Regions from separate parts of the Homo sapiens genome. Here region 1 is linked to region 2. A link is a loop called in an ENCODE intact Hi-C map of the cell type or tissue named here. Cell type or tissue: HepG2. All regions are shown on one strand. Links, peaks and the distances in the headings refer to the core of each region. The heading gives the core; the rest is flanking DNA.

Region 1 (5,400 bases), core at 80-5,079, 61 kb before region 2:
TACAAACAATGATTGTAAGTGCTGAATTACTGAAACACAACAGGGTTTGTTATACAGTAGTTTTCCATTGTGCATGATAGGTGTCAGATATCAGTTTAGATACTGTTTCTTAATTTTTCTATGTTTGCCTCAGCAAAGAGAATAAACTTCACTAGGAGGAACAACAACAACAAAAAAACTTCAGAAAGAATGAGTAGGTTTTAACCTATGGAAAGTTTGTGGCTTCAAAGGCATCCCCATCTAAATTAAGACTGTTTGATAAGGGTGAGGTTTTTGCTGATGGTTGAGGAACTATTTTAGAGATTTTGGAGTCCACAGTATATATTGCAGAGTTAAAACTGAATTCTGAAAAATTAAGCAAACCTTATTTTTAGCACATTTGATCTTAGTCAAAAAATCTTGGATAGTTAAAAATGTCATTCATTTATTTATTTGAAGTTGTCGAGACTGTTTTGCCAGCATAAGAAAAGATCCAAGGATTGAGGACAATTGCTCTTTCTATACAATAATTTTGTTTACTACTGAGGCTGGACTACTCATTCTGCCATATATTTTGAATATGAAATGTTGAGTGCAATAGCAGGAGAAAGAAAATCCCGAGTGTGTGGTGTGTGTATGTGTGTGTGTGTGCACACATGTACGGGAAAGAGCTCACATGAATGGGAGTGTTTATGCATGTACAAGTTGTGCATGTCTGTGGGTGGTTGTGAATATGTGTGAATAAGTTAGAGAGAGTGCTGTTTTTGAGAGTGTTATTGTTTTTAACTGTGATGGTGTTAAATAAAACCATATGTGAGTTCAATGAATATATGCTATTTTGAATGGAAAAATATATACATATTAAACTGTTACAATGCTCATTGAACTTAATTAAGCATTAGTTTTAGGGCCCAAATAATTTTGAATCTGTATGCCATTTATGAAATAAATCATCGATAAATTCAAAACAGAGAATTTGTAATTAAACTTGTAAACATACTCTCCTTTCATTTGTAACACATTTCTTTTAATGATGCACAAATAGTTTCTATTGTGTTAGACTGAAACTACTTTCTTAGACATTATTGAAAGTATAATTGATAAAAATATGGGGTATTCATATCTATAATGTGTTGCTTTATAGTCTAAATTGACAAATTCAATAATAGTTTTAAGTTTTTATGTTTGTTTGTTTTGTTTTGTTTTGTTTTGTTTTGTTTTGTGGCAGAGTTTCATTATTGTTGCCCAGGCAAGAGCGCAATGGTGAGATCTCAGCTTACTGCAACCTCTGCCTCCTGGGCTCAAGCGATTCTCCTGCCTCAGCCTCCTCAGTAGCTGGGATCACAGGTGCCTACCACCACACCTGGCTAATTTTTTGTATTTTTGTAGATACAGGGTTTTGCCATATTGGCCAGGTTGGTCTTGAACTCCTGACCTCAGGTGATACACCCTCCTCGGCCTCCCAAAGTACTGGGATTACAGGTGTGAGCCACCGTGCCCAGCTAAGTGTTTTTTAAAAAACATATTTTAGTAAGTTGATTTCCTCAGATAGCTATGTTACGTCGATAAATCTAATGCAGGAAAAAATATGCACATATTATAATTTGCATAAACCGTATTGCACATACAATAGAAATGAATTGTTTACATAGTACTCTAATTTAATTTTGGAATTTAGTGTTGGGAGTGAATCCTAGAGTTGAACTATTCCTAGCACCTCATTTTATATGAGGGAATTCAAAGTATCTTATTAGTCTGTTAAATGAGTTGCTCTTTGTGGAACTCTAATCTGTCATTAAAGTCCCAAGACCTATGACACCTTTTAATTGAAATCATCTCTGCTTTTGGAAAGTTTTTAGTCATTTGTAAATTTGAGTTGTTAAACATTCTGACCAATTTTTCCTATAAAGAAAATTTTAAGGGCAAAATGTGCCATTGGTTTTTGAGTTTTACATAACTCTGGAAAATCATACTGTGTGGTGTGAATTTTGATGTGTGGGGGAGATGTAAGGCTCTATATGTAGATGTGGGGAAGATGCTTGGCTATAAGTTGATGTAAGGGGAGGACTATAAAGTTTACTAGTTTGTGAACAGGTTTAAAAAATGTTGCTGTCTATTCAGGGAGTTAGGAAATACACTACTCAAAGCCTGATTGTGTGGAACCATTACTTTATCACTATGTTGATGATTCTCAAGTCAACATTTTCCTTGAAAACTTACTTGAGCTCCAGGCCTATTTATATAACCATTTATTGACTACCTCCACATGGACATCCCAAATTTATCACACAAAAGCCTCCTCCTCTTCTCACCAAATCTATTTCTAGGCCAGGTCTTTACAATAATACCGTGCTCTATCCAGCCAAACACACAAAAAAATTGAGGATAATATAAGATTCATCTTTTGTCTCTCCCTGATTCCCGACCCAGTCAAACCCTGTGTATTTTATGTCTTAAATATGTATTAATTTTTCTCTTTTGACTTTAGGTTCATAGTAATATTTTTCTACTGGATTACTCTGACAGTCTTTTAACATTTTTTGGCCTAATTTTAAATGTGTTCTCAGAAAAATTGTTAATTATTTTTAATGTAAATAGTTAATACTTATATTCTTTTATGCAAGATTCTTAGGTGACTTTTTATCATTTTAAAAAGAAACCTAAACTTCTCAAAATAAAATCCAAGGCCTTTCATGATTTGTCTCTTTCCTTAGTAATCAGGCGTGATTCCTGTCACCATTTCTGCCATTGTTCCAGCAAAGCTGATGTACTTATAGAAGTCTTAGCCCTTCACATTCTGAATGCTCTATTCTTTGCATCATCTGCTTTTCTGCTTTGCCCATGCTTCATCATTTTGTGTACCTTTTAAGACTCAGAGTAAATATCATCTCTTTTAGTAAATGTTACCTAATGTGCTCTTCTCCCATATGTCAACATTAGACATTCCTCTGTAATGGTCTCTTCCTCTGCTTACATAGCATTTAATAAAACAATTGTGTTTTCGTATGATTATCTTTCAGATTGACTAAACAGCCATGTCATAAATGAATAAAAAATAAGAATAGTCTTAGGTTTACTATAATATTAAATAATTTTAATATTATTGGCCATGCATGGTGGCAAACACCCGTAATCCCAGCACTTTGGGAGTCTGAGGCAAAAATACAGTTGAGGCTAGGAGTTAGAAATCAGACTGGACAACAAAGCAAGACCTTATCTCTACAAAAAAATGAAATATTATTATATGGACTGAAATATTACATGGACTGAATACAGTATTGTACTGTATTCGAGATAATATTATCTTCCTTTAATATGTAGGTTTTTAAAATGAAAAAACTAGTGAAGATACAATCAGTATATTAAGCAAAATCAGAACCTCAGAGATAAGAAGAAAAACATACATGTTGCTCAGAAGTATTTATCCAGGGAATCAAATGAAGAGAATGACTCGAGGTTTCACAATGTATTTAAAGTTCACAGGCACTCATCCTTTTGATCGTCTCTCTACTTTAAACATCTTCACTTAGCTTATGAGCAGGAACATTGATTTTTACAATAAGGATGTCAGCTCCTATTTACAGCGTTTCTGACCTTGGCTGAGCACAATCATCACAATTGCAAGCATTCCTACATTTGCTGTACTCATATTGCAAATCCAGGTCATTGTAATTCTTGCCCTAGGTAGGTTACTTGACCCAAATTATTAGTTACTCATTTCATAAATAGATTTGTTTGTCATACTGATCTTATATGTAACACTTTTGTACTGTAAAAATTTAATACAGTTAGAGAAATTTGGAAAACTGTTTACAACACAAACATGGCTAGTAATACTTCCTTCTAAATTATTTCTATTGATAAATATAATAAAGCATATATTTTGAGGCTTGAGGCTTGCAGCTTCAGAACCTGGAGAAATCCTACATGGAAAACTAATTTTTTAATTAGAACTTAAAAATATGACGTCTTTAAAAATTTGATACCACAATTTTATAATAAACTGAAAAATTCATCAATTAGCTTAAAAACTGATAAGTGTAAGAATGGCTGAAGAAAAATTTATGTGCAAAATAAGCTTTTCAGTGGGCAAGGATATCTAAATGTCAGATCACTTAAATAGAGGCATAATATCAATTAATAGTTTACTATGCTGATCATGGATAAGTGACAGTTCAATTTGAACTGTAGCAATAATTTTATGAGACTTCCATTTCATTTTCACAGTAACTCAATACAACATTATCTTTGTAATATACAACAGATATTGGGCTGCCACTTTTAGATATATTTATTCAGGTCAAATAAAATTTATCTTTTTTAAAAAAAGCTTTTTAATAAACCTTTGAAAATCTGATTCCCCCCCTCCTTTTTTTAACGTAGCACAAACCACAGATATCACTGGAAAAGTGATTAATGTTACAGCCTCATCAAGTGTACTGAAACATTATTGAAAAATACAGATTCATAGGTTTCTGGAAGTCTTTTATGTGTTTACAGCCTTGCAGAGCTTCCTAATTTTCAACCAGGTACCCCTGACACTCTTTCTAAGGCTAGGAATTGAATGTCCCATTATTTCTCTTCTTACATGGCTCATCATTAGAGTTTTTTTCTTTATTATTATTATTATTATTATTATTATACTTTAAGTTTTAGGGTACATGTGCACATTGTTTAAGTGGGAGAAAGATATCGAGTTTTGGAAAAAGAAAGTGAAGCAGAGCCACTCTTTGAGGAGGTCATAGTGGCTAGAGCAGTGCAGACCTCTCCACAAGCTCCCACTTCAAAACTGGTGCTTTCTCCATCCTGTCCTGTCCCTCAGGCTGAAGTCTTTCATGGCTCTTCTACAATCTTCCCATTCCTTCCTTCCAGATGACCACTCCCACAGTTCCTCAGTCCTTCCCACATATGGATAAGCTCTAATCCTTCCATTAAACTTCTTTATTTGTCTAATTCCTCTAGTTGCTCTCTTTCCTTCACTGGACCTAGACTGATATATCACCAAAAGATAATTAATTCCTTATCTCACTGGGATATTCTATGTCTGTGAAAGAATGAATAGCTTAGAAGGACACACATGGTGCTTTGAGGGAGAACAGGATCACCCACATGTCAACTGGGTCAGTCAAGTCAAACCTTATGAAAAAACAGAAAACAGAGTTAACATCAAGGGCACTTTTATTCACAAAACAACTGGAATTTCAGAAAAAAGGCATACCGAAAATTATCTACTCCAAAATCTTAAACTTGAGCTACAAATGTGGCCATTGGAATGTATGACTTTTCTGAAGACAACTAAGTGACTGTTACAGTTTACTCACTAGTGTTAGTGAGGACTGGGGCTAGAAAAAGTGGTATTCTCTGTGCTTAAAGAGTTTAAACTCTATTAACTATAGGTTAGAAAGTCACAGTGGCATTTTT
Region 2 (5,400 bases), core at 142-5,141:
TCACAAAAATAATACTAACTGAGAAATTATTAAAATAGGGCATAGAGGAAAGCAGAAGAAAAATGAAGCAGTACAAACAGAAAGTAGTCCCCTATTATTCCTGGAGGAATGCCATATACTGGAAGAATTTAATAATAACAACACTTGTCTTCCCGTTGTCATTTTTTTTTGGGGGGGGAGACAAGAAATGTTTTCATAAAAATGGGTGTGGCAAAATATGGTATTGCAATAAAAAATTATAAGGGCATAACCAAACATGAAATTAAGAGAAGATTATTTTCAGTTATCAACTGTAAGCACAAACAAATATGGCATGGATCAGAGATGTGTAATTTGAAGTTGCAGTTATGAAGTCAATATTAGTATGTATGCCTAGATGAAATATTGTATTAGAAGGTCCTTTTTATTTTGCAGTCACATCTCAGTTATGTGTCAGAAAACATGGACAGTCTTAAAATTTCAAACTGCCTATCTTTGGCCACTCATTTGCATTTTTGGGTTCCTGACAACATTTGCTTAAAGGGGTACTGAGCTGAATTTTAAGGAAAATTACCATGTCATTAAAAAGCCTTGGGACAATTATGAGGAAAGAGTTAGATTGGCATAAAAGAATGGGTAATAGTACAAATATTAGGTGCTATTGTAATTAAGAGGGGAGAAGAAAATATCATTCTGGATTTTGCAATCTTGACAGTTTTCATCAAAGCATAGGAATATTGAATTGCTATAAAGATGACCTGGACAATGATGTCTAGTTTCTGTTCTATACAGAAAAACATTTTCATAGAATTCATTCTAGATACAAATCTTTATGAGGTCATGATTATCCCAGAGCTCTAAAGTGAAAGTAGAGATATGTACTCAGATGGCAGGAAGAGAGAAGTGAAGAGTGGAAAAGCAAAATCCTATGTGAAAATTTTTGGGGGTGCACTTCCATTTTACTTTATTTTTTTCTCAAGGCCTTCTATTACTTGATATAATGTTAAAGATCTTTAAATTCAGCAAAAATACAAAAAACGGGCTATGCAAATTATTGGCTCAGTTTTGAAAGATTGCTGAACCTTCTTTTATAAATACTGTGGGAAAATATACAGTTGTGTATTATGACATACAATACAGTGATTTGGACTACATCTTTTATCTGGTTCCCTGTTTAAACTTTTTAAAAATTTCTTTATTCTGCTTATCTGACAGTTGATGGGGTCTAATATATTTTTATATCTCCTAAAATTGCTTACTCAAATAAGTAACTCCCTCTGCCAAACAACTCTTGGCTCCTACCTGGTATTAGTTCCCAGAAATATTTCAACTCACACAACAATTACAAATTGCAAATCCAGAGCCATCCCAGGCTTTACTTTTGCTCTTCTGTTAATGATAAGACCATAAGAAATAGACTATTAGCTAACAGAATATCCAGAAATTATTTATTTGTCACCTATGTCCTCCAAAACTAGGGATTCAACTTGTGGCTAAAAAGAAGTTCTTAGAAAGAATTTATGAGTTACACATTTTTAAATAATCGAATAAGTGTCTTCTCATGAGTTCTTCACTGCACTCAACTTGGCAATCACTCTCCTCTATATGATCAAAAATATTCTGCAAAAGTAGCTTTAAAGAGTGTTTGGAAATTTTGGCCTTGAATTTATTTATTTTTAAATAAATTCTAAATTCACTTCACCATACATCTAAGCAGGGCAATTTGATATTGACTGTTTTCTTTCCAGTGCTTCTCTTCTGGGAATACGTGAGCTATCTGAGTACAAAGAACCTAGATCTTTGTCCTAATGCTACACATTATCATGTTACAGGTTCATATAGAATACCTAAAAATGTATAATATTTTGGTATAAATTTATAAGAAAAAATCCTCCAAGATCAAATCCAAAATTACCAAGAAAAAAATTGTATCTTCTCAGAAAAATAACCTCCATGAATTAAAAAAAAATTAAAAACTTTCAAAAAAGATAACAAGGAAAAGAATGTTGAGCTTTCAGGAGTTTCAAAAATGGGAGCAAGTGTGTGATACCTAAGAAGTTTACAGCTATTATTTGGTACAATTGAATTAAAAAATAAAGAGAAACATTCATTTTATTAATCTTTCAAATTGAATGTTGCTAAAAGAAAAAATCAAAGGAAAAATAAAACAATAATTCTGACTACAATTGTATTTAAACACATTGAAATTTTTATACATAAAATTCTGAAAATTCCTATCTGGTTAATTCTGTTTAAAACTATATATATTAACCTCAGTAAAATTAGACATATTGGTGGTAAAATTGTACTTGATAAAATGTGTTACTGATTAAAATCAAATAAGATAACTAAATGTTTTAACTATTAATATCTCCAAATTTGATCAAGCAAAATGCACTTAGCCAGAAAATAAAACTGCAAGACAGAAGTTGTTATAAAATTTGATACAAATTATAGAATTAAATGAATCTATCCTTATAGTACAATTTATGACAGAAAAAATGAAGTTACATGAAAGTAATTTAAATATTTTATCTTCATATTATGGAAAATTATCAAAACACATTTGTGTTAACTTCAAAAACTGTATCTCAAAATTGACTGTTTATGCACTTATCAAATATTTGCACTCATCAACATGAATTTTGGAGATCCACAAGGTAAAAAGATAAGTGAAAAGTTAATCAAAATAATTGGTTCAAAATGGTAGAATAAAAATATTTTTTATTTTAACATCTATACACAAATACTAAAGAAGTCTGATTTAGCCAAAATTCTTCACATCCATATGTAATTTTAAAAGACCATGATTGTTGTAATTGATAGAGGAAGTGAATTTCTGCATGGCTTTATTTCTAGATGCCTATGAACATTGTAGTTTCAAAAGGTTGTTGTCAATTAAGTGTTGTAATTCACTTAAGAAAAAAAGGAGAAAAAGGAAATATGACACTGTCAGAGTTACTCTGTTTTAAGCTGTGAACAGAGAAAAAATCATTTCAAAGTTTTCTAAACTATAGCTAGCATTATTTTAATATTAGATATTGGAATATATGTATTATAATTCTACACAGGCCTCTAGGTCATGTTTGCTTTTTAGTGACTCTCATTTGAATGAGAGAGGAACAAAAGCAACTGAACAGAATCTTGAACAGCCATATAGAACAACCTAAGTGCCAGATCCTCTTTTTTGTTGTTGATCTTATAGTATTTATCTCTTATTGTTTCTGTTCCCTGTGGTTCTTATGTATCACCTGCTAACCATTTGGCCTAATATACTGGCCATCAACTCCTGAATATACCATTGCCACTATTGAAAATAAACAAATTGTATAGACTTTCAAATAAATTTACCTTCTATATGTGTTTTTATTTCTGTTAGTAGATTCATTTTTGCCTTGACCTTCATATTTCATTTGACATCTGCTTTCCTCGTTTTCTATAACATTTTCATTTTAAGATACAGAAATCGTAGCAAATCTTTGTCATGGATATTATCATGAATGATTTCAAAATTAGGTATAGATTTTTGACATAGATAAAATGATGCACAACGGAAGATATGACTGATAGTCAATGGTTATTTTTCTTAACTACAATCCAAGGTTACTATAATTATTTGAAAGAGTAACTATGTACTGAGGGAGGATACACACTTATACCATGATAACTATGTAAGAGAAAGATACCCATTGCATCACAAATAAAGCAAAGCGTGTCTGTAACAGGGTTTGGGGTGGATCCACATTTTTTGCTCTGCAATGAAAACAGAACCATTGTTTTACTCTTTAAGGCAGTGTATTGAAAGTAGTTAGCAAAACCCCTGTATCATCTACCCCAATCATTGAGAAAACTGATGTTTCCCACATATCAAAAGGAGCCTGGAACAAAGATACATAATATATAAATTTTTTTTTGGCATTCAGTTTGAAAAGTAATGAAGGGAATATGAACATACAACAACAACAAAAACAAAAGGAACAATCTCTCTCTTTTGGTAATATAAAATCTTTGTTTCTTTTTAATCAAAATAATCAAAACACAATCTAGTCCCTAAAGCAGACGTACCAAACATTGACAATCTCTAGAAGACACCTGGGTGGAATTGAACCTTGATAAATGCATACACACACACACACACACACACACTTTTTTTTTAGTGTTAAGAGTGAATTTATTCATGCATGTATTCAACAGATATATATTGAATGCCCCATATGTGTCATCTGCTCTACTAGGCATGAAAAAATGTTTAGAAATAAATAAAACAGGGTCCCTAGCGAGAGGTAATTCAACATCTAGGAATAAATACACACATCAACAAATAAATTCTAAAATAATGTAGTATGTGCAGCAATAGAAAAATATATGTATTAACATGAGAACACTATAGAGAGGCATCTAATTTAGGTTGATGGTACTAGGGGAGAAGCAAAAAAGACCCCCTGTAAGTGCTGATAACCAAACTAAACTTTAAATAATTCAATTCATTTTTTCAGAAAATATTTGTTGAGGGTCTACTACATGCCAGACACTAGTGCTGGCAATAGATCAAGAAACTAAATATTTTAGTGCATGAATTCCATTTACAATTTACACTCTAGTGGATGAGAATTTAGTGAAGCAAATGGCAGGGGTAGGTATAAAGGAAAATCACAAGGTGAATTATGCTGAGTTTAAAACTTGAGAAAGTTACAGTGAGAAACTAAGCAAGAGTTGGGGATAGCGGTCATAGTATAGAAAGCCGGTAGCTCATGTTAGTGCTTGGTACTACGAATTGGAAATGAATTTAGTTCTCTCTATATAACTTCTTGCATGTAACTTTGCAAAATATTGATTAGCAAGTGTCATAGTTATATTTTTATTTGTGACAAATCTCTGAGGAATTATATTTAATATGGCAGGCATTATGGGAGAGACAAATACCGAAGCCAGATAATTTAGGACATTTCTGCATCTCAGTATTTAATCTCCACAGACTGGCATCGTCATCTTTACACAGGTTCTACAAATGAAGTGAAGTATGAGAATTTTTGGCTAAGAAGACTAGAACTATAGTTAATCATGTTATATTGTATACTCTCAAGATATGGTATTATTTTATAACTGCAGGATTGCAGAAACCTCACTTGGAGGCCTTTTGCAGTGTTTGAAAGATGACAGGATCTTCTATCATCAAGATTTTCCTGAACAGTATAGCAGTTTTCTTTTCAATGCTATAGTCACATAATTAATCATAATATTATGTGACTATTAAGTAAAAAAGAGAGTAATATAAAAAATTTAGATGCTGATCATGAGGCTAGATCAAATTATATTCTGATGTAGTGTTTAAAATGCACTTCCTTTTCCGAAAGCTTTGAAGTGTTTGAGCTCAGGATCATACTGCCTAATCTTGTCCCTGGATCAACTTGGTCATAGTAT

What was found. A loop is a pair of places that touch in the nucleus more often than their neighbours do. Peaks named below come from ENCODE experiments on the same cell type or tissue, not always from the same donor. Only the 100,000 strongest peaks of a DNase experiment are listed, where the experiment ranks them.
Region 1: a loop joins it to region 2, with 4 times the contacts of the local background. A loop is called at or near these places in 2 of 110 quality-filtered maps.

What each region holds. Positions count from the first base shown.
Region 1 is chr7:85,921,373-85,926,772 of GRCh38, forward strand. No RefSeq gene overlaps it. Among named protein-coding and RNA genes, the nearest start is that of LINC00972, 500 kb to the left of the region's middle. In HepG2, for the core only: no CTCF peak of the experiment used is centred there; a DNase peak (open chromatin) is centred at 2,859.
Region 2 is chr7:85,982,194-85,987,593 of GRCh38, forward strand. No RefSeq gene overlaps it. Among named protein-coding and RNA genes, the nearest start is that of LINC00972, 560 kb to the left of the region's middle. In HepG2, for the core only: no CTCF peak of the experiment used is centred there; no DNase peak of the experiment used is centred there.